5 separate regions of the Homo sapiens genome follow, and all the other regions are linked to region 3. A link is a contact called in ENCODE Hi-C or POLR2A ChIA-PET data. All regions are on one chromosome and are shown on one strand. The core of a region is the stretch at or near the end of the contact, and the rest is flanking DNA. Distances in the headings are between cores, read along the strand shown.

The links. Hi-C counts contacts between places; a loop is a spot of excess contacts on that map. ChIA-PET counts read pairs that join two places held with the same protein, here RNA polymerase II (POLR2A). Pooled maps may share reads with other maps.
Region 1: a map of B cell shows a loop between it and region 3 (15-fold over the local background). The contact joins the promoter of PSMG4 here to the promoter of GMDS in region 3. A Hi-C loop is called at or near these places in 3 of 168 maps with a recorded cell type or tissue (B cell, CD8-positive, alpha-beta T cell and naive thymus-derived CD4-positive, alpha-beta T cell) and 8 of 50 pooled maps.
Region 2: a map of CD4-positive, alpha-beta T cell shows a loop between it and region 3 (5-fold over the local background). The contact joins the enhancer-like site here to the promoter of GMDS in region 3. A Hi-C loop is called at or near these places in 2 of 168 maps with a recorded cell type or tissue (CD4-positive, alpha-beta T cell and naive thymus-derived CD4-positive, alpha-beta T cell) and 6 of 50 pooled maps. POLR2A ChIA-PET finds 5 or more read pairs at or near these places in 1 of 52 experiments (CD4-positive, alpha-beta T cell).
Region 4: a pooled map shows a loop between it and region 3 (21-fold over the local background). The contact joins the promoter of DUSP22 here to the promoter of GMDS in region 3. A Hi-C loop is called at or near these places in 10 of 50 pooled maps.
Region 5: a loop to region 3 is called in a map of CD4-positive, alpha-beta T cell, with 7 times the contacts of the local background. The contact joins the promoter of EXOC2 here to the promoter of GMDS in region 3. A Hi-C loop is called at or near these places in 3 of 168 maps with a recorded cell type or tissue (CD4-positive, alpha-beta T cell, CD8-positive, alpha-beta T cell and naive thymus-derived CD4-positive, alpha-beta T cell) and 10 of 50 pooled maps.

What each region holds. Positions count from the first base shown.
Region 1 is chr6:3,256,524-3,260,776 of GRCh38, forward strand. PSMG4 (proteasome assembly chaperone 4) reads left to right here and starts at 2,424. Exons shown (of 3, transcript NM_001128591.2): 1 at 2,424-2,673. The coding sequence starts at 2,500. RefSeq lists silencers at 2,244-2,493, 2,614-2,733, 2,784-2,883 and an enhancer at 3,004-3,133.
Region 2 is chr6:3,354,804-3,359,294 of GRCh38, forward strand. All of the region lies in intron 3 of SLC22A23 (solute carrier family 22 member 23), which reads right to left. Among named protein-coding and RNA genes, the nearest start is that of PSMG4, 98 kb to the left of the region's middle. RefSeq lists an enhancer at 1,340-2,230. Within about 2 kb of position 1,373, at least 35 of the 41 ENCODE cell types and tissues checked have a DNase peak (open chromatin) inside an H3K27ac peak, as active enhancers do; they include CD4-positive, alpha-beta T cell, where a contact is called at or near this core.
Region 3 is chr6:2,242,065-2,246,854 of GRCh38, forward strand. GMDS (GDP-mannose 4,6-dehydratase) reads right to left here and starts at 3,541. Exons shown (of 11, transcript NM_001500.4): 1 at 3,257-3,541. The coding sequence starts at 3,358. It overlaps GMDS-DT (GMDS divergent transcript), which reads left to right and starts at 3,689. Exons shown (of 7, transcript NR_046229.1): 1 at 3,689-3,866. RefSeq lists an enhancer at 3,183-3,683 and a silencer at 3,184-3,813.
Region 4 is chr6:291,237-296,067 of GRCh38, forward strand. It overlaps DUSP22 (dual specificity phosphatase 22), which reads left to right and starts at 1,251. Exons shown (of 7, transcript NM_001286555.3): 1 at 1,251-1,324. The coding sequence starts at 1,304. RefSeq lists enhancers at 214-503, 430-930, 931-1,431, 1,724-1,983 and silencers at 614-1,633, 2,378-2,534, 2,414-2,473, 2,484-2,543.
Region 5 is chr6:690,394-695,138 of GRCh38, forward strand. It overlaps EXOC2 (exocyst complex component 2), which reads right to left and starts at 2,746. Exons shown (of 28, transcript NM_018303.6): 1 at 2,626-2,746. RefSeq lists enhancers at 2,073-2,959, 4,389-4,745 and silencers at 2,366-2,435, 2,446-2,505.

The DNA of each region.
Region 1 (4,253 bases), core at 1,174-3,673, 1.0 Mb after region 3:
GGGCGATTGTTACGGCACATGGTGGTGCCGGGGACCTGGTCACCTCTCCAGTTGTTGGGTTCCAGGCCCAGGCATCATAATGTTTTTGGGGGGTGACAACATTCAGCCGCCTGACCATCCATTCTTGATTTCTTTTGATAGTGTAAGGTGAATACCGCCCTTGCAGTAGGCAGGGTGGGCTGACTCCCTGGGCACTCTGGAGCCAAAATGGCCCATCAGAGTTGTGAGTTGTTCTGCACTGGGGCAAACTGGCCTGGCTTTCATAGTCTGCCTCCATCAGTTATTGTATGTGGGCTGCCACGGGGAGGGTGTGCAGACTCTAGAGGAGGCCGTGGCAGAAGGTAGGATTTGTAGCAGTTGGGACAAGTTTTTTTTGAAGTGGACCTAGGTGGCACATGCAGGCTCTTTGGAGACGCATCACAGATAATGAGGGGGGTTCCTGAGGACGTGAAAGGACAGGGTCAGAGCACAGGTGGATGGATTGACCTTCTGTACAAGGAGGGACATCTTTATCTTTCACTGTCACAGAGTGAGCAGAAGGAAAGATAGGGTCCAATGAAGATAAGCATTTTAGGAGAGGGACAAGGAGCTGGGAAAATCTGGCTTTGTCACCTCTATTTTCTGCATAACATCAGAAGCAAGGGCATCTGCTGAACTTGGGTTTGGGTCAGCTCAGGGTTTGGGGAGCATAGTCAAGGGGAGTGAGAGAGGACGCTGTCTAGGGACTGCAGGGCAGTGTTCCAGGGCCGCTGATGTTGGGCATGACTGGCTGTGACCCTCTGCCTGTGTGTTTCCCGAGCAGTGACAGCAAAGCTGGAGAGAGAGAGGAGCATTGAGGTTTTGAGACATGTATAACCAGTGAAACCATCATTACAATCCAGATTGAGAAATTTGCCATGCCAGCCAGGCCTTGAACTCTCCACCGGTCGGTAACTTTGTTTCCTTAATCTTTGGGTCCTCCTAGCTGATTGAAGGGCCTCAAATCACAAAGTAAAGGGATAAAACAATTATGGTGTAGCCATACAATGGAACACTGCTTAGTAATACAAAGACACAAGCCATTGACACACAAGCAGATGAACCCAAGATAATTATGATGAAGGAAAGAAGCTGGACAAAAAACAGTACATACTGTGTGATTCCACTGATACAAAACTCTGGAAAATGCAGACTAATCTGTGTGGCAGGAAGCAGATCAGTGGTTGGGGGCAGGAGTCATTACTGAGGGCAGGAGGGAGTACTGGACGCGTTCACTTTGTGGATTGTGATGATGATTTCACTGGCTATAACGTGTCAAGACTTCAATTTGTACACTATATATGTGCAGTTATTGTATGTTAATCACATTTTAATAAAGCTGTTAAAATATTGACCTGAAAATTAACTGTATTATTGAATCATCGATAATTAGCAAATAGAACTATGGAAAATGCCCTCTTAAATTTCAATTTAGTCAACTTAGATCTATTAGAGATTTTTAAAGCAGACCTTTTATAGTTCCAAGTTAAATCTCTAAAGTCAGTTGTAACAGAATCTGACAAAATGGGCTGTTTTCTTTTACCACCTTCTCTCTTAACCCATCAAGGCTTCCTTTTCTCAACTCTGTAATGTCCTGAAGTGTTCAAGGGGTCTCCCCATAGGTATGACAATGGGATGATTGGATGATTGTTGGTGCTTCCCATTAATCTCTCTTGAGATCCTTTCCACGTCTCCGAAAGGCACCTGTTCTTATTTGCATTTTGCAGATGAGGAAACTGAGTCTCAGAGAGGTTAAGGGGGTAGCCCGAGGCCATGTACATGACTGCAGCTTGGGACTCGGCGTCCAAAAGGGTGCCTGCCCATCCTCCTGCCAACTTAGTTGACACAATTTTCCTTTCTAAAGGCTTTCTCCCAATACCGTTGCCATTCTTAATTAGGGCTGGGTGCCGTCGAAGCCTCCTTGGAGTTAAAGGGCTGCTAGGAGGAGGAGGTGGGACGGGAGGTGGCCGTTCTCAGAGTGCTTGAAGAACTAATTAAAAATCAGTCTTTTTAAATTTTTAATTAAATTAATGTCTGTAGGGCGAAGTGTCACGGCCTGGGAGGACGGTGCGGCTGGCTTCAGCCCTTGAATGCCCCGCGTCAGTAATAATTAGGGGGTGGGGGGAAACAAAGCGAGGGTGAGTTCTGCTGGGCGCCCGTGGACTCCTAGAGGTCACTGTCGCACTCTGCTACTCAAGTGGGTTTCCCCAGCCCGTCCAGAGAGGTACTGGTGTGCGGGAGAGGCCAGCAAGACAACCAGGGACAGCTACTCCGCCCAGGGCCGGCAGCCGCCCCGCCTCGACCACGCCCCCAACCCAAGCCCGGGATCGCCCCTCCCCGACCACGCCCCTCACCCCCGCCCTTCCGGGGCCGAAAGCGAAAGCGCGCTCGGTCTCTCGGTGCTCGCTCCATCGGGTCTGGCGGGGCTGGCAGCGGCGAGGACCCGGGTCTGGCGCTGTGGGCCGGGAGCCGTGGGGCGGCATGGAGGGGCTGGTTGTCGCCGCCGGCGGGGACGTCTCCCTGCACAACTTCAGCGCGAGGCTGTGGGAGCAGCTGGTCCACTTCCACGTCATGCGGCTGACGGACTCGCTGTTCCTGTGGGTGGGGGCCACGCCGCACCTGCGCAACCTCGCCGTGGCCATGTGCAGCCGCTACGTGAGTGCCTGGCGGCCGAGGGTGCGGGCGGCGGGGCGGGGGCGCGGGGGCGCCGGGCCTGCGCGAGCTGCAGCCCCCCAGGCTTCTCTTGGGTCCACAGGGCGCCCTACTCCCCCGAAGCCCACCCGTGGGATGTCTTAGGAAGCCCGCGGGCGCCAGGGCCTGCACCACCTCGGGAGCTGCGCGCGGGCCCCGGGCCCCTCTCCTTGTCCCGCCGCCCCGCAGCTGCGTCCCGCACTGGTCTCTGTAGGTCAGAATGTCTTGGGTCTGTCCTCGCCACACGCTCGCTGGGGGACGCGTCTGCCTCGTAGCTCTCCTGCCATCTGGATTTTGAGCACACTGATAATTTTTTGGGGACTCTTGCGTCTCCACTGGATGTCTCAGGCATTTCGCACTAGGCACACATCAGGCTCTCTTCTCCAAACCTGCTCCCTCCTCCGCCTGACTGGCGCTGTGATGGCAGCTCCATCTTCCTGGCTGTGCGTTCAGAGCCTCGCAGTTGTCTTTGATTCCTCTTTCTTCACACTCCACGTGCTGAGTCCCTAGGCACTGCCGCCAGTCAAAGCAGACAAAACCCAAGCCGCCCTCACCTTCACCCTGCCGCGCTGGGCCAAGCCTGGGACATTATCATTTCCCCTCCTCTCCCGCCTTTCCGGCTTTGCGTGTCGCCGCCTGGTTTCTCCTGGTTTCCTGAGGCAGCTGTAAGAAAGTGCCACAGACCGCGTGGCTTAAAACAACAGAGGTTTATTCTCAAAGATCTGTAGACAAGGTCTCTCACTGTCACCCAGGCTGGGGTACAGTGTCATTATTATAGCTCACTGTCACCTCAAACTCCTGGGCTTAAGTGATCCTCCTTCCTCAGCCTCCCGAGTAGCTAGGACTACAGACATGTGCCACCATACCTGGCTAATTGTGTTTTTTTGTAGAGATGGGGGTCTCACTATTTTGCCCAGGCTGTTCTTGAACTCCTGGCCTCAAGTGATGATCCTCCTTCCTCAGTGAGCCCGACTCTTCTCATAAGGACATCAGTAATGTTGGATTAAGGGCCCATCCTACTCCAGTATAACCTTGTCTTAAATTGTATATATATATATATTTTTTTTTTTTTTTTTTGAAGCAAAGTCTTGCTCTGTCGCCCAGGCTGGAGTGCAATGGCGTGATCTTGGCTTACTGCAACCTCCGCCTCCCAGGTTCAAGCAGTTCTGCCTCACCCTCCTGAGTAGCTGGGATTACAGGTGTGAGCCATCACGCCGGGCTAATTTTTGTAGTTTCAGTAGAGCTGAGGTTTCATTATGTTGGCCAGGCTGATCTCGAAATTCTGACCTCGTGATCCGCCTGCCTCGGCCTCCCAAAGGCAAGCAAGTCCCTTTGGAAGTAAAGAATCTTTATGCTAATCTTTATCCTAAAGTGCCGGGATTATAGGCGTTAGCCGCCGCGCCTGGTCTAAATTACATCTTATTTACATCTGCAGAGACCCTGTTTACAAACAAGGTCACATTCATAGGTACCCAGAGGTTAGGACTTCAACATATTTTTTGGGGAGACACAATTCAGGCCACAACACTGCCTTGTAACCAGGG
Region 2 (4,491 bases), core at 123-2,622, 1.1 Mb after region 3:
GGGTTTCTGAATCTCATAATTCAACATCATCTTCTTCAACTGACACTTGTCTTTCCAGGTCAATTAAGCAGGCAGCCTCATTAGTTCATGGGTAGACAACACGCAGAACAGACAAAGCAGGACCTGAGGGCCAGAGGGTGACAGTATCTAACTCTGCCCCTAAAAGCACAAGGCATTTGGACAATTTGTGCTACACTCTTTCCTTTAAACAGGCAACAGGAAAAACAATAAAAGATATTCCTACTACCGAGTTTATAAAAACACAAACAAAAAAAACCAGCGCCTCTCCACATGGCAGTATTCAAATCCTTATCTTTGGGCTCCTACCCTCTATCTGCTTGGAAACAGCTCCCTGTCTTTGTGGCCGCCACCCTCCCCAGCTAAAAAAAAAAAAGTCTCCCTCCAAATACTATCCAGTAGCTCTTCAAATAAAATGGGATGAATAGAGAGGCCTTGATAACCACCAGTTTTCTCATCTTCAAACTGGAAATCAGAAATAATATCAGTAAAGACATCGACTTATTAGGTACAGTGAGAAGCCTTTGAACTTAAAAGACGGGAGGAAGACAAGCATGCTGCTCGTGGGTTCGTCACACCCTGTTCTATGCAACAAAGCAACCCTCCCTGGGTCGAGAAAAAAAATCTCCATGATGATCTCTTAGAAATATAAATGTATTTATAGATAGATATTTTCCCTCTTACCATGTGTATAAGAGAACAGGACGTTGCTGGGCAGAGGGAAGTTATTGTGTGAAGGCCAAGGTCATAACAAGGTTACCGTTCTCATGAGTCTGGGCTAGGTCTGGGCCCTCCCGCCCCGCTCCCTGTATCAGCCCCACTCCCAGGCTCCAGAGCTAGGCCACTTGATGCCTGGTCAGTCCTTTCTGTGCCTTCCCAAATTTACTCTCAATTTCTGGCTCATCTACTATTCTCATTTGCTATTTCTTAAGTTCTGGGCCACGGGAGCCCAAGGTCTCACTCAGCCCTGCACAAACCCCAGCTCTCAAAGCCGGCGTCGCTCTCACTCATTCCCTGTCTCCGCATCGACACGGAGGAGCCACTGGATATAACGCTGAGGTATTAAAAAAAGAAGGAAGTTCAGAAAAACAAACACAGTACGACAGCATTTGTAGGAAGTTTTTTTTTAAAGGCAAAACTGTACAACGCAGTGTTCTAGATGTGGGAAAACCTAACGAAACTCATGAGGATGAAAAACAGCAAACGGGGTGGGGAGACTTGTGGACAGGGGAGGGGGAGGAGGCGGGGGGCGCGGGAGGGGGAGGAGGCGGGAGGAGGCGGGGGTGGGTGGAGGCGGGAGGGTGGGACTTATTAATGAGGCTTGTTTCCGAGTCCGGGTAGCAGATACACGTGACATCAGAAACATCTCATAATCACGAAAGAAATCGAAGCACGCGTGCTCTCTCGGGAGGGCCCTCCTTCTGCGTGCCAGCCCTTGGGATCTGGACTTCTGGCTCCTGGAAACATTCAAAAGGAAACCGGTGGGCCATGGAACCGCTGACAGGATTGGATGGTAAAACAGTGTCTTAGATCCACCCTCGGTGCCTACAAGGGTAACAGGCCACACCCCCATCTCAGAGATGGCAGCGACCTCATCCAAGGGGCAGGGGAAGCCTCAGAGGAGTGATTTTAGCAGCCTCTCACTTCCTCATTTGCCTGTGAAAATAAAGCTGACCCTAAACTTACCGGCTCTGCACTACCCTCCCGCTGGCTGCTTCATTGTCCTGGGCAAATCTTCAGCCCCAGAGACAGTAGTGTTTATTTTAGAACCAAACCCGCTGGCCAGGACACCATCCACGTGAAACATTTCTTCCTAAGCCTGAAGCTTTGTTGTAACCCTGTTGTCTTCCTCCTTATTGGCTCAGCAGTGAGATGGGCTGGCTTGAACCTCCAGGTCTTGAAACCTGCCCAAGATACCAACAACCACCTGTAATAAGGTGCAGGATCCCGCTCAAGCCCTTCAGAGCATCTGTGGATGTGTTACCTCATATGCCCTCACCAAATCCTATAAATAAGAATATCAAGTAGTATCCCCATTTCCAAGATGGGAAATGGCCCCTTCAAAGGTCAGGTCACCGACACTGTGATGCAGGTGGTGTCTCTAGGAGAGGCGCAGGCTTCTAGATCCCAACTGTCGTGGTTTGTTCTAAAGGCTGCAGCAGCCTGGACCATAAAGACAATTTTAAAGCAGTAAACCTAGCAATACAGCCTGGAAGAGAAAACCAAAACAGAGCCAAAAAAAAAAAAAAAAAAAAAAAAAAAACCCAAAACAAGGCAGGCACTGTAATGAAATGCTCACATTTACTCCAGTGCCCACATCTGCATTCCCAGAGTCTCAGAAATCCAGCAGGATTCCAATGCCATGGAAATATGTATCATTGTTTTTGCCAAACAAACTCCCTTACCTTAAGCAAAGGTCAAGTACACTGTAAAACTCCCAGTGCAAACAACCAGCTGGAGGACTTATCCCAGCCTCTGTAAAGTCTTTGCTAATAATTATCCAGACAGCTTTCCTAATTTTTATTTTTAAATGGGGTTGTGGCTCAGCAATAGTGTAAGGATTAATCGCCTTATCAATTAGCATGAGGAAAGGACTGCAAATACAAAGTAGGTGTGTTCTTCCTGGCTTTCTACCTGCTCAATTAGGCTCAGGTCTTAAATGATTTCCAAAATTGGACTACATCTACTGTGTTTACTTCATTCTAAATATCAAAAAGATATCTAAAAGCTTATCATAAAAAAATTTAGAATTTCCCTTTTTGGTTACCAGCCTAAAAGCTCCTTAGTTTAGGGACTGTGTTCTTATTCAACAAGCCATGCCCAGCTCCTGGTTCACAGAACACACTGAATAATGACAAATAATGGAAAACAGAAGGCGGCTGTGTATAATGAATGCATTTCATTCACTTATTCAGCAAGGAGGATGAGGTAGCACCATGCCAGGGGAGATGCCGAGATGAAGCCACACCACCGGCCTCAAGGGGCTCACAGTCTGATGAAGAGACACGTGCCTATAAGACACAGATGGGGTTCTGTGCTACAGGAATGCAAAGAAAGGGACGAGGCCTGGGGAAGACTTCACCAAAGAAGCAGCATTTGAATCTTCCCTTAAGGGAAAAGGAAGTAGGACTGTCCTGCCATGTGGGTGAGGGGAAGGGAAGAGGCCTGGGAGGAGAGTTTTCAGAGAGGCAACCAGCTCTTGCAAAGGCGGCCAGTGCAGAAGAGGCTAGACAGGTTAGGTTCTCAGTATCAAAGTCCCCAGGATGGAGAGAAATTGGAACCTTTAAACACTGTTGGTAGGGATGCAAAAATGGTGCAGCCATTATGGAAAACAGTATGGCAGTTCCTCAAAAAACTAAAACTAGAACTGCCATATGATCCAGTGATTCTACTTCCAGGTACTTATCCAAAAGAATTGAAATTAGGATCTCAAAGCACTTGACGTGAGCGCTCCCACGTTCACTGCAGTGTTATCCACAACAGCCAAGATATGGAAACAACGCAGAGGTCCACTGATAGGTGAAGGGACACACGAAACACAGTGAAAAATACAATAGAATATGATTCCGCTTAAGAACGAATGAAATTCTGACACGTACGACACGTGGATGAACTTGGAGGAATTATGTTAAGTGAAATAAGCCAGTCACAGAAGGACAAATACTACATGATTCCACTTACATGAGGCATGTAAAAATAGGCAAATTCAGAAAATCAAAGAGTGGGCTGATGGTTGCCGGGGGTAGAGGGAGGGAGACATGGGGAGTTGCTCGTCAACTAGCATCAGCTTTCAGGCAGGCGAGATGAATAAGCTCTGGAACTCTGCTGCACACATTGTGTCTATAGTTCACGATACTGTGCTGTACACTGAAAAAACCTGTTAAGAGGGTGGGTCTCATGTTAGATGTTCTTACCACAAATAAAATTAAAAAATAAAATAAAAAAGGCCCCAGGAGAGTTTCTGTTTCATCAACCCAAGGAAAACACCGGAAGGAGTCACAGCTCCAGTGAGGAAGAAGTGAGAAGGGATCTGCCATCGGGGGCTGGAGGGATGGTGGGAACCTTTGCCATTTCAAAGGGAAGCCCTGGCTCCCCTCGGGCACAGCATCCTGGGTGGGGTCTGCACCCCGAGCTGCCACCCATTGCATTTCCATGTCAGCGCCATGTCAGGTGCGCTGTGCCGATGTCTAATCAAGTCTCAGTCATTCAGGATGAAGAGAGAATAGGGAATTCAAAATACATAACTGCAAAAATGAAAGCTCCTTTATTAATTTAGTGCAATACAGAGACGTCCCAGAACAACACGGGCTGCATCCAGAATCACAGATCATTTCAACTAAGAAAAAGATGGGCACCGAGAAGGAGAGCGAGGAACATGCCAGCTGAGACTCATTTCATTCTAGGACAGTACTAGAATGAGCATCTCACTGGGAATTCACCGCCCTCAGGCAGATAACAGATGCTGCTAAGCTA
Region 3 (4,790 bases), core at 2,291-4,790:
ATTACTTATACAATCAACAGGGACTGCATACATGTAAATACAGAGGAAGTTCCTGGAATGGCTGCATTTATCAGGATTAGGCTGAGAACACTGAGACTCACCTTAAAAGGAATAAGAATTGTGAGGCCATTCAGCCACAAATAATTACTCCAAAGAGGTACAAGGCAACAGTATTCAAAAAACAGCAAGAACATCTCCAAGAGTGCAGTAAAGAACAGCATCATTAGCCAATGGGGGTGAGCTTTTAAGAGTGGCTGGCAGAGGGCCTGGAGACAGCAATGCAAAGCCAGAGCCTGAGCTTCTTTAAAGCCTATTTAATAAGGTTCCCACTTTGGAAAAGGAGTGTGTCAAGAACCGATGGGAGGGGAAGGCTAGAATAAGAAGCCTGACAATACGTACTAGAGATACACAGCAGACAGGACACCCTGGCTGTCCGCACTATTCTCAAGCGGGAATTTGGGACAACCCATTTAAGAGCCCATCTTGGCACAAATGCCATGATAGCCCCAAGTGCCAGAGCAGTGGCATTTGAATCTGAAATCTCTTCTTAGAGTAAGACTATTTATTTCTCTCTGTCTCATAAGGCTCACCACAGTCTGTATAACAAAATGACTTACAGCAACTGCTGAGATCTGGGTTCAGATCTCAGTTCTGACACTCATTAGATGTACGACCTCAGGGAACATATTTAACCTTACTTAGCCAGGGATAAATGGGGATACTTATTATACCTGTCTCTTAGGTAGGGATATACAAAATGCTTAGCAGAGTGAATAGCTCAGTAAGTTCTCAGCCAATATTATTAAGAAAACATACAATAAGGTATGGATTTTCAGACCCCTTGCATTAACACCACAGTGCTCCAGAGATCCTTGATACTCAAGTTGGGAGTCACTGTCCTGGAATACAAATAAAAAACATAAAAGAGCAGTAAATTCCATCTGCAAGTGTTTATGTGGTAGCTACAGAATTCAGCACTATGCTAGGGGTACAGAAGCCAATGCAACACCAAATGAGGAGACAATGCAGAGGGCAGATGCCGGAGGGAAGAAAGAAACACTGGGGCAGAGATTCAACCCAACCTGAAAGCCATGCAGGTGTTTTAAGTTGGAAATGAAATGAGGAACCAAAAAATTCCAGTCAGGGAGTGGTCTGCTGAGTGTGGTGCTTCAGGTAGACTCCCATGACAGGCTGCAGGACAAACTAGAGTGGGGGCCCACTTCCATACCTTCCTGGCCACTCAGTTCCAGCCAAATGACTGCTCTTAAAAGTCAAAATTAGGTTCCATTTCTAATCTGCACTGATTCATACTGCTGGTCGTGTAAATTGGTATAGGCCACACCAACACAGCACATTAGTTAAGATGTTAATCTTAACTAATTTCCGGACAATACTAAAATAAAATCTCTACTTTCCAGAGATTAGGTAAACTTGGTAAACATTTGAGCTTCAGGTCCAGTCTGACAAAATGGAAAAAAGGGAATCATCTGCAGAAAGGTCCCAGCATTAGAAAACAAAGAGAAGGGGGAGGACAGTATGTAGGCCCTGACCTGTCTTACTGCCTCAATTCAAGGATTCAATTTCTCAACCTCAGATCCTTGCCCTCTTACTAGTTTTCAAACTCAGATCCACCTCTTACTAGTTTTCAAACTCTTGTCTATTATGATTACCTTAAGCAAAGCAAGATGCATGAATAACCAGCAGTAAATCAGGTATTCAATACTTGAAATTGTGTAATATTCTGTGACTGTGCATCTGGCCAATTTCAACTTCTCCTTCTTTTTTTTTTTTTTTTTTTTTTTTTTTTTTTTTGAGGCAGGATCTCACTCTCTTGCCCCAGGCTGGAGTACAGTGGTACCATCATTGCTCACTGCAGCAGCCTCAGACTCCCGGACTCAAGTGATCCTCCTGCCTCAGCCTCCTGAGTAGCTAGCACTACAGGTGAGCACCAACATGCCTGCCTCATTTTTTAAATTTTTTTGTAGAGACAACGTCTCAATATGTTGCCCAGGCTGGTCTCAAACTCCTGGCCTCACCTCGAGCAATCCTTCCACCTCTGCACACCGAAGTGCTGAGATTTCAAGTATGAGCCGCTGCCTCCTGCCCACTTAGCCCTTTCTAACACTAGAGAACTTTGAGAGTGGTTTCAATACCAACTGGACACTTCCCAGCGGTTTAACCTCAGGCAAATCAAACTCCCATGCCTCAGTTTCCACATATATAGAGATAATAAAAGTACCTCCTCAAAGAGTTTGTTATGAGAACTAAATGAGTTAATGTTAGGCAAGCGACTGGAACATGATAGACACAATATGTATTAGCCATTATCACCTTTATCTCAGTGTTATATTGGCCACCACCCAGAGATACCCAGGAGCACACACATCACATTCTTTCTACAGCAATATGTGGGCACGATTACTTCATGACCACTGAATCTAAAACAGCACAGCTTGGTAAGACACAGCGGTCGGATCCCACCTACTGCAACACCTCTAAGAGGCGACCCTCACAAACCAGCCATGCTTAGCCTGAGACATTCCGAAGACCTCCTCTTGATTACCTTACTCGACGAACTTATTCCTTTGAAAATGGAACTAGCCGCACTTTTGGACCAGTGTGCCTCGGATACACTTCCAAATGTGTCAACCTGAATCTCAGAAGTTGGCGTGATTTTAAAAAGTTTTTTAAGTTCTTTTTCCTAAACATGTCCTAGTAGGTGACTCCACAGCATTACTTTCTTTCATGTTCTCTTTTCTATCTGGAAATCCGGTGATAGGGGACGAAACCAGCAAAGCACCCTTTTTCTTGCTTCCCAAACGTTAGCAGGTAAGCGCCCCTTGAGCCGAGACACATCAAGAAGACCTCACCCGCAAGTTCATTGATCACCGGTTCTTTTCCCTTTCCGGCACTAGGAGCTGCGAAGCACGACATGGGCTTGGAGGAAGAGACGCTGCGGTCACCTGAGGGGCAGGTGAGAGCGGGCGGTCCTGCCCGGGTGTGAGCGCGACATCCCGCGCGGCACACACGCTCACAGCCCCCAGAGAAAGACCAGAGGCGCTCGATGTATCCCGCACACCCCACACGCAACACACTAACTGCACCGTACCTTCCGTCCCACCTCCCGGCAGCAGACCCCTTCCGGGACGCCGAGAGGGCTGTTCCTGGAGAGACCGCAGCCCACGAGTAGCGGCGCGTAGGGAGAGCACGCGTGCCCAGGCTGCCTCGGCCGGCGCGCCCCCGCCCCCGCACTCACCTGGCCTGTGATACCGGTGATGAGCGCCACGTTCCTGGGCTTGCCCATCTCGCCGTCCCCGGAGCCCCGGGCGCTGGGGCAGCGTGCCGGTGCGTGTGCCATGTCCCGCGGCGGGCGTGCGGTCGGCGGCAGGGCGGAGCGCGGCAGAGGGCAGGCGCGGTGCCGGCAGGAACGCGGGGGTGTGCAGCACGAAGCGCCTCTCCAGGCTGCGGGCAGGGAGGGAGAGCGCACCGCGCGACCGGCCGCCACAGTCTGACAGGGGCGCACGGGAGGCCGTGCAGGGAGGGCCGGGGGCGGGCCGAGCCGGCCAAGGCGGGCCCGACGGGCCAAGCAGCGGGGCTGCGGCCTGACTGGCGCAGCGTCATTCGCGTCAGCCGGCGACGCTGTAGCAGGCCCCGCCCCTCCGCCGACGGCCACCGCGCGGGAGGGGCGGGGCCTGCCGCCGCCACCGCCTCAGGGAAGAGGAAGGAGGCCGCGGCTTCGCGTCCCGCCTCTCGCCTGGCTGGCCGTGGGGGGCCTGGACGCAGTGGCCTCCCGAATCTCCCAGGACCCTAATATCGCCCGAGGATGCTGGGAGGAACGCTGAGCCGACCTCTCCGTTAGGCTGAAGGTCTGAATTTTCAAACCCAGGGGTCACAGGGCCGGGGTCATGGACTTTGATAAATAATTCCTGGAAACCTGTTGCAGTGCCCTTTGAGAAGCCCGGTTTATGGTACCTGAAGGGCAGTAGCGTACAAGGCCCGTAAACGGGGGTCACAGATGTGGGAGTGACTAACTAGGCTGGCTCTCGCTCTTCTGGCCTTTCCTGAGGCTCGGAACCAGTAACGAGGTTCCAAATAGCTGAATTCAAAGTTTTCTCTTCTGAGGACTGCCAGTGCACAAGAAAGTCCCTAGCCCCACCCGTATGCGGCATAAGGAAATGTTGAAAAGACTGCCCGGGTCAATAAACCTGGACGTGGCAGATTTCAAAGAAAGTAATTCAAACACAGGTGGGGTCCCGGCTTACATCTGTTGGATTTGGCTGCCATTTGGCAGCTGCTCGTTGGACAGGGAGAGGAGAGGAGGTGACTCAGAGCCGGGAGGGCAGCAGGTGTGTGTGCCTAAGCAGTTGGCTGCAATCCAGGACACAGACGGAAACTTCCCGGTCTCCGTTGCTCTGCTTCTCTGTCCACATTCCTCTCCCTAATCGATAACTTCAGATCATCATTTCAAATCACAGAGTTACTAGGGCTGTGCCCAATATAACGTGCAAGAGTATGTATAGCAGACCTGGAACCCCAAAATCAGAAAAGCTCAGGATTACATTTAAAACCTCCCTCTCGCGCTCCTCGAGGTCCGTTAGGAATATTTCTTAGCTATAGATAGACTGGTCTGGTTTCACACCTGGCCTCTCCTCTGCGTTCTATGAGGAGAATGGCTCAACAAACATCTGATGGTGCCTCTGAGTGATGAAGAGACCCTGAAGCTGAGGAGAGGGAACACTTCCATTGAGAGGAACATGCTATAAGCTAGAAATGTCTGTGAAATATACGGG
Region 4 (4,831 bases), core at 1-2,500, 2.0 Mb before region 3:
GGCAGGTATGCAGAGAGCTGGGGATCCAGGTGTCTGGATAGAGAGCACAGCCCAGCAAGCCTGACAGGCTCAAGGAACAGACAGGAGACCAGCATGTGTGTAACTCGCTTAGCAAGAAGATAAAATGAAGTCAGCAGGGGTGAGCCAGGGCACGTCAGATTGACGCATGTACTCATTCAGCAAATATTTATTAAGCACCTACTATGTTCAGGACATTGTTGAGGATACATAAATTAAGAAGAAAAACCACTGGCTCAAGGATTCTGTCGCTGGAGAGAAACTTCAGAGTTTAATAACGTTGATAGAACACCCAAAACAATTCTGCTACAGTTTAGAAATTGATCCATTCCAGACAGAACCACAATGCAGACATTAAGGGACACACATCATCTAAGGCCGTGAGGTCTGAGGTCAGAGATCCAGCCATCTGCTCCCCCAGGGTAGGGAGGTCGGGCCTCCCCGGGGTGAGTCACGTAGCCCACCTCTCCCCACCAGGCGAGGCTTCTCGGTCTTGGTGCATGGGGCAGGGCCGCAGGAAATCCCCCAGCCTAAATCTGCCGCACTCAGAAAACCCAGGCAGGGGAGCCCCCAGAGACCAGGCCTCTGATTAGCACCTGATTCACGGAGGCAGCCAAGGCTGGGTAGCGACTGCTGGTAACTGGCCCCCGGAGTCGCCCCAGGGGAAAAGGCCAAAGGGGGATCTGGAGACCCCCGGCCGGGGAGCGGGCTCCGAGACGAGCGCAGCCGCCCGGTCAGGGCAGCGCCTGCGCGTCCGCCAGGCCCCGCCGCGCAGCCTCGGGTGTCCCGGCGGGGCGGCTCGGGCCGCGCACGCGCTCTGGCCTCCGGGGCCGGCCGCCTGGGAGCCCGAGCCTAGTGCCTCCCACGCCCGGCGGCCGCGAGCCGGGGTCCGCGAGGGCGGAGTGGGGCGCGGCAGCCAGGAACCCGACTACGAATCCCAGGGTGCGGGCGGGCGGAGCGAGGAGGGACGCTGGGCCTGCCCGGTGCGCACGGGGGCGGGGACCGGCAAGGCGGGACCATTTCCCGGCATAGGCTCCGGTGCCCCTGCCCGGCTCCCGCCGGGAAGTTCTAGGCCGCCGCACAGAAAGCCCTGCCCTCCACGCCGGGTCTCTGGAGCGCCCTGGGTTGCCCGGCCGGTCCCTGCCGCTGACTTGTTGACACTGCGAGCACTCAGTCCCTCCCGCGCGCCTCCTCCCCGCCCGCCCCGCCGCTCCTCCTCCCTGTAACATGCCATAGTGCGCCTGCGACCACACGGCCGGGGCGCTAGCGTTCGCCTTCAGCCACCATGGGGAATGGGATGAACAAGGTAACGTCTTCCCTCGTTCGCGCTGGGTTTGCCTCCGCTCCGACGCCCTGCCGTCTCGCCGGCGTCGGCTGCCCGACGACTCGAGCCCGGGGTGCCCTTTCCCGCGGTGGGGACGGGCGCGGAGGGAGGGGCGGCGCGCCTGGGCGGCGACCGCGGAGTCGGGGTTCGGAGGTGTTCCCGCCCCCACCCCACCCGGCTTCCGGGTAGGCAGCCCCCAGCCGCCTGCCTTGCCAGCCGGTGCGTTTTCGTGGCTGAAACAAGCCGCGCCCTTTGAAAGCGTTGACACTTGTTCTGCCGAGAGGTCAGCTGAGCTCCGAATGGATGTGGCTTCTTTTTTGCCCTCCTCTTCGCTCCCAAACTACGCTCTTGAAGCCACCACCGCCCCCCCCACATCATTAGTAAACGGGTGTCCTCTGTAATTTCCTCTTTCTCCTCAGATTCTGTGTGTGTGCCTGTGAGCACAGAGAAGTTTTTCTTGTGGACAGAGAAGTTAACAGAGTCCTAAGTCCTGAGCTGTTTCTAGATAGTGGGGAGGAGAGAAAAGATTCAGAGTTGATTAGGTTATGTGACTTCTGCAACAAGGGCAACCTGTTGCTGGCTGCTTGCGCTGATGAGGCCTTCTGGAAAATCTGTGTTGCTCCATTTGTCCCGTCCGTTTCTGGGCCCCACCCTGTGTTCTTTTGTTGCCCGCACCTCACTTCCCGGGCGGTGGGCTAGCCTTTCCCGTCCAGGGAAGTTGCCAGATTCCAGCTCTGGCAGCTGAGAGTTGCCGGGGTGTATTCATGTGAACCACAGGGTTAAGGATTTTGTTACTTGGTACTTGGCTGGTTTCGAGGAAGGATTGACAAGACTTTACAAAGCCCGCAACAAAGACAAGTACCTTTTTACGGGTCTTTGAATGGTCCTGGATTAGATGAGTCGTCTTTCTGCTTCACTTTTTCATTGCGCTCCACCCACCCACATCTCTACATGCCGTCAGCTTCCACACTGGGTGGGGATGGCAATGTGGCTGTGTTTTTTTTCATGTCCCTCAGCACTGGGTCAGCAGTGGTTTGGGTGTTGGGGCTGGAGTGTTGCAAATGCGGATTCACGGTAGGGCAGGGAAAACCTAGCTAACTTTTCACGTGCGCATGTCGTGTTTATTGTGTCCTGGTTACCCAGTTTGTGAAAGAACTATTGTGTGTTTGGGACCTGCATATCAATACTGGGGTATTTTGGTAAAGAGAATTGTATTCACTTTTTTTTTTTTTTTTTTTTTGGCGAGTGATCAAGTTTGGAAACAGACTGTCTCTCTCTTGGATAAATACTTGTATTATATTCCGATGAGCACTGGAATCCATCAGCACCACGAGCCTTCTGCTTTTTAAATTAAAACAGAACAATAAAGATGGTCATCATAAGTCTGTGGGCTCCGTTTGCCTTCCCATTGGTGGTGGTATCTCAGCTTTCCTTTGGCTGTTTCTAGTTTTCCCACTTGAGCTGTTCACTCTCCACCGTTTTCAGCATTTAATTTATAGTATTTGTGTAATACAATTCAAAAAATATATTTAGGAATACAGATGGTTGCCTAAGGGATCAACGTTATTTTCATGCTTTTCAACAAAAGCAGTAATATTCATATACTTTTTACCTTTCAAAATGGGTAATAAATTTCTTGACTTTTATTATCTTGTGAATAGAGACTCACAGTGTATCAATGAAGAAATACATGTATAGAGAGATTTAGAGACTTCCCTGCTTCAACACTTATTGATTATGTACATACTATGAGCCAGGTGTTGTGCTAGTGGGTGGGGAGGGGGCAAAGGGAGTACAGTGGTAAATGACCCAAAGATTCTTCACAGAACCTTCAGTACAGGTCAGCATTGTCCAGCACTAATATGATGCGAGCTATATATGTAACTTAAAATGTTCCGGTAGCCACATTAAAAAATAAACCGGTGAAATTAATTTTAATAATATATTTTATTTAACAATATATTAAAACTATTGTTTCAACATGTAACCAATATATAAAGTTATTCATGGAAGATTCCATGTTTTTTACTATGTCTTTGTGAAAGGAAAAATCTCGGGACCCCCAGATCACTTAACCTTCAAAGTCTAGTGTGTATTTTATGCCTAAATCACATCTCATTTTGGACTAGCCACATTTGGAGTACTCGATAGTCACTGTGGCTAATGGCTGCTGTGTTGCACAACACAGGGTGTGTATGTGTGTGGGGGTGAGAGAGAGAACAAACACAAGGTAGGGAGGAGTAGAGGCTCCAGAGGATAAAATAGGCAATTTCAGAAAAGTGGGGAAAGCAGAAGATGGGATGAAAGTGACCTAGAAGGGGCATTCAGCCCAGGCAAGGAATCCTGCTGCAGTAAACATGTTTAACGTGAGATCAGGAGGAACTACCCCAAATCACAAGGTTCATTAGTGGCAAAGTAGATCGCAGGAGGCCAGTAACTTAAGAACCTTAACTAGAACTTTTCCATATATTACTGTGTGACTTGGAACGAGGCTTCATCTGTAAAAAAAGAAGAATGGTTGATTTGCAGAATCAGCGGAAGGTGCTACCCCTAGAAATCCTTTTCTAAGAACATTTATAAATATGTGCAATGTCTTTGGAACTAACATAACTTGGAATGTGTGTGCCCTGAGGTTACTGGGACAAGATTTCTTTCCAATCTCGTACACATTGGTCATTTTTGGCAAAAGAGCATTTCTGGTCTAAACAGTGCACGCTGCATTCTGAGTGCTTTGGGACAGCAGTTTTTATCATTCACATCCCTGTGGTGGCTCTTCTTGTCGGTCCGTTCCGGGCTCCTGTACGGCGGAATATTGTGCCCGTTTCCGTTAGGTGTACGCAGCAGATTATACAGAAGATGGAGGGGAAAAAGGCTTTTATATTCTAGAAAATTAAAGATGAGGAAATAAAGACAGGACTGGGCGTGGTGGCTCGTGCCTGTAATCACAGCACTTTGGGAGATTGAGGCAGGTGGACTGCTTGAGTCCAGGAGTTTAGAACCAGCCTGGGCAACATGGCAAAACCCTGTTTCTACCAAAAATACAAAAAAAAAACCCACAAAAACAAAGCAATCAGCCGAGTGTGTGGTGGCTTGTGCCTGTAGTCCCAGCTACTTGGGAGGCTGAGGTGGGAGAATCACCTCAGCCCGGGAAGTCTAGGCTGGAGCGAGTCGTGATTGTGCCACCGCACTCCAGCCTGAGCGACAGAGCGAGACCCTGTTTCAAAAAAAAAAAAAAAAAAACCCAACAACAACACAGTTGTGAACCATTTTTTTTAACACTTTATAAAATCTCAGCCTCACGGTAGCCCTATGAGGTCAAACGACCTTATATTTGCCCAGATTGGGGAATGGAGATTTGGAGAGGTTAGGTAGCATAAGTAATGCCAGGCAGGGCAGAACCCAGTCTCCACTGATTTTGAAGATAGGAAAAGTCTTTCCTTTGAGCTGAGATGCTAATTCATCCCAAGTAAGTTTTAAAATTCCTAAAAA
Region 5 (4,745 bases), core at 1,496-3,995, 1.6 Mb before region 3:
TGTGTCACCCATCGCTTTAAGATTCATAATTTCCCGGCCCGGCGCAGGGGTTCACGCCTGTAATCCCAGCACTCTGGGAGGCCGAGGTGGGTGGATCACGAGGTCCACCGTCACGAGGATCGCGACGGTGAAACCCCGTCTCTACTAAAAATACAAAAAGTTAGTCGGGCGTGGTGACGGGCGCCTGTAGTCCCAGCTACTTGGGAGGCTGAGGCGGCAGAATGGCGTGAACCCGGGAGGCAGAGCTTGCACTGAGCAGAGATCTCGCCACTGTACTTCAGCCTAGGCAACAGGGTGAGACTCTGTCTTTAAAAATACAAAAAAGATTCATAATTTCATTACAATTACTTTTAAGTTTGTGTATTCATATCAATAATAATTTTTGACTAATATAAACATACTCTAAAGCATATGATTAGAAGTCCACACTATCACCATGTGATTTCAGCAGGCAGTCCAGAAGGTCCAAGAACATATTCCCCAGGATCTGAGTACAATCAACATCCTAGTACACCGCTTAGCAGAGTGATCAATGAATGTTATTTCCCAGTTTCAAAATCCTCTCAACAGTGACCTAAAATTCATCCATTCAATAAACATTTAAGCACCTACTATGTGGCAGACGCTGGACTAGGAACCCAGGCTGGATTAAGATGCGTAAACTGGAGAATGAGTGGAAAAGTAACTGAGAGGACACCTCTGTAACCAGCACTTCCTGTATGGCCTAATCTTGCTGCTGCTTGACACTAGAAATATTAAAAGTTCTTTGCTAGAAGACTATTTTTTCAGTACCAACTTCATTTCCCATATGATTCTTACATAATGGGCTCCCAAGAACTTAGCAAGTTAATAACCATCTTTTAGAAAAGTAATACAGTTGACCCTTAAGCAACATGGGTTTGAATGAGACAGATCCACTTATACACGGATTTTTTCAACAAAAGTTGCACTGAGTGTGCCTGCATCTCCCACTCCCCTTTCACTTCCTCCATCTCTTCCATCTCTGCCATTCCTGAGAAAATCCCTCCTCTTCTTCCTCCTCCACAATCTACTCATGCAGACTATGGGGATAATAACCTTCATGATTCTCCACTTTCATTTAAAGAAGAGTAAATACATTTGTTGTGATTTTAACATTTTCCTCTCTCAGCTTACTTTAAGAATACAGTATATAATACGTATAACATACAAAATACATGTAAGTCAACTGTTTATGTATCAGTAAGGCTTCTGGTCAACAGTAGGCTATTAGTAAAGTCCTGGGAAAGTCAAAAGTTACATGGAAATTTTTGACTGCGTGGGCACCCCTAACCCCAGTGTTGTTCAAGGGTCAACTGTAGTTCAAAATGGCATTCAATACAGGAAATTAAATACTTGACAAGAAAAAAAGATCACTTTCTAAAACTTCCAAGAGTTGGTCCAAGTCACACTGGGGGAACTCTGCTTCTCTGCTTTAATTTATTAAGTTTCTACTTAGACAAACAAGTGAACATGTAAGTACTAAGCACACATCACCCTCTTTCTATTACTACTCTGGGAATCGCCAACTTTTAGCACAAAAAAATCATCTTTGAGAAGATTCTGGCTTTCAGTTGATTTGTCATTAAAGGAGTCAGTTACACAAAGCATGGGCCAGTACATACTAACATTCATAAACAAAACATTATTATGCATTAGAAGACAGATCCACATAAGCTCAGAAGTAACTTTTCAATATTGCATAGTGCACACAAAAAGATTTAATTAAAGTGTGGCTAACTTAGAAAAAATATTTTTTAAGTGTTCCTTGTAAGTTTACTCACAGATTCATAAAGGCATCAGACTTAAAATTTCTCAGACTTATTAGTATGTTGACCTTTGGCAGATTAAAAATAACTTACTTCCATTCAAAGACGAGTTCTTTCAAGAACTATTTCTCGGAATTACTAAAGTGTTTTCTTAACAATCTTGGGATACAGGGTTACGCATCACCAGGCTTCCAGGCTGCTGGTGTGCGGACCTGGAGCCGGCGCGCAAGGTCTCAATGGCAGCTACAACAGGACCTCAGGCTCTTTGCTCAAGCACTCTGAGCCGCCGCTCCCCTATCCGTAAAATGGGTCACACGGCAGCGTACATACACCCGCGCGAGGATCAAGTACGTGCACGCAAACGCTGACAACAGCGGCAGGCGCCTTTTAAGCGCTCAGGACAGCCAGAGCGGGATGCACGCCTAGGCAGACAGGTAACACCCGCCTCGCGTTCACTTTTCCGGAGAAATTCTCAAATCTCACGGAGTGGCAACTGCGCAAGGGCGAAGCGGCGCAGTCTGGGGCCAGCTCCAGCGGGCGGGGCCTGGAGTCAGCCCTCTGCAGCCCACGCCCCTCACCGGCGCAGGTGGGGACCGCGGGGGTGCGAACTGGCGGGGGTGGGCGCGGAGCCCAGCAGGCGGCTGACGGCGGGGATGGGGGCTGCGGGGCTGGGAACCGCGGGGGGTCGCGGGGCCCCGCAGGTGACCGACGGCGCCAGTGGGCGCGGCTGTCCCTTCACCGCTGAGGCCTGGACGGACGCCGCAGGCGGCCACCTCCGTGCAGCTGACGTCCATGTCCCGCTGGCCTTCGGCCAGGCCCTCCAGCCTCCCACACATACCTCCAGCCGTCCTGCCGCAGCTCACGGCCGGCACAGACAGGGCCCGGTAGGTCTCGCCGAAGACTCCGCGGCCGCCAGCCGCCGGCACCTCACTTCCGCCCGCCGCGAGCGCCGAGCGTGTAGATCCGCCTGGCAGTCGAGCGCCGAGTCCTCGATGGGCGGAGCCTTCAGGGGAGGGTAGAGGAGGGGAGGAGACCGGCGCGGGTGCTGGAGGTCAGCAGGGGCCGTGGGCGGTGGACGCTGGAATGCCTTGGGTTCCGAGGGACCCAGCTGCCTGAATGGACACGAGTAGGAGGTTTTTGCTGGGCGTCTTTGCGGTGGCGGGAAGCGGTGAGGGAGGGAAAGAAGGATACAAGCTCAAGGGGCAGGCCGGGTGCACCATCCATCCCCGTGCCCTCGGGTCATCTCAGGGAGACTGTGGGATGATAGTGCGTTTGTGGGCCACAGTTCACAACGATGGGCCCTGCATCGGGTCAGAGGACCCCTCCGGAACAGGGGGATGCACAAGGTCAAGAGAATGCATGGAATCAGAGGGCTGCACCAGGTCAGGGGGGCTGCACCGAGACCAGAGGAAGCATCAGGTCAGGAGGATGCACTGGAGTGTGCATCCCCAGGGGGCCACACTGGGTAAGGAGGATGCACCAGGTTAGGAGGCAGCACTGGGTCAGAAGGATGCACTGGAATCAGGGGACTGTACCAGGTTGGGGGGCGTGCCTCAGGTCAGGAGGAGGCACTGGGGTCCGGGGGCAACATTGAGTCAGGGGCAGCCCTAGGTCAGGAGGATGCATGGGGTCAGGGGGCTGCAGGGGTTTGAGGGCTGCACTGGGTCAGGGCGCCATACCAGGTCAGGGGATGCGCAGGATCGGGGGAGATGCCCGGGGTCGTGGGATGCTGGGGGTTGGGGGGATGCTCGGGGTCGGGGAGTTCTCGAGGTCGGGGGATACTCGGGGTCAGGGGGTTCTCAGGGTTGGGGGGATACTTAGGGTCAGGGGATGCTCTAGGTTGGGGGAAGCTCGGGTTCAGGGGCTATGGCCAGGGAGGAAGGACAATCAGGAAAGTGGGGGTAGCGGATTCTGGAAGCTAAATAGTTTCAGGAAGGAGGAATTGATAGCCAATGTTCAGAAGTACTGTGAGGCCAAGACTCCAGAGACAATTGAGTTTGGCATATGCCAGTCATTGGCATCCTTGACAAAAGCAGTTTCAAAGGAGTGTGGGGAAGCTACATCTCGTCAGAGTGGACTGTGAAAAGAATATTAAGTGAAGTGGAAAAAAGTAAGTTTCAACAACCTAGGTTGGCAGATTTAGCAATAAAAATACAAATACCCAGTAAAGTTTAATTTCAGATAAACAACAAGTAATTTGTAGTATAGATATATTTATCACTAAACTAATGTTGCATGGGATATACTTCTACTAAAACATTGTTTTGAGAGGTGACAGCGTGCTGGCAGCCCTCACAGCCCTCGCTCGCTCTGGGCACCTCCTCGGCCTTGGCACCCACTCTGGCTGTGCTTGAGGAGCCCTTCAGCCCACCGCTGCACTGTGGGAGCCCCTTTCTAGGCTGGCCAAGGCCGGAGCCGGCTCCCTCAGCTTGTGGGGAGGTGTGGAGGGAGAGGCGCTGGTGGGAACCCGGGCTGCGTGCGGCACTTGCGGGCCAGCGCGAGTTCTGGGTGGGCGTGGGCTCAGCGGGCCGGCACTCGGAGCGGCCAGCCAACCCGCCGGCCCTGGGCAGTGAGGGGCTTAGCACCTGGGCCAGCAGCTGCTGTGCTCAATTTCTCCCCGGGCCTTAGCTGCCTTCCCGCGGGGCAGGGCTGGGGACCTGCAGCCTGCAGTGCCTGAGCCAACCCCCCCCGCCATGGGCTTCCGTGCGCCCGAGCCTCCCCGACGAGCGCTGCCCCCTGCTTCACGGCCCCCAGTCCCATCGACCACCCAAGGGCTGAGGAGTGTGGGCGCATGGCTCGGGACTGGCAGGCGGCTCCACCTGCGGCCCCGGTCGGGATCCACTGGGTGAAGCCAGCTGGGTTCCTGAGTCTGGTGGGGACTTGGAGAACCTTTATGTCTAGCCCAGGGATTATAAATACACCAATCGGCACACTGTATCTAGCTCAAGGTTTGTAAAC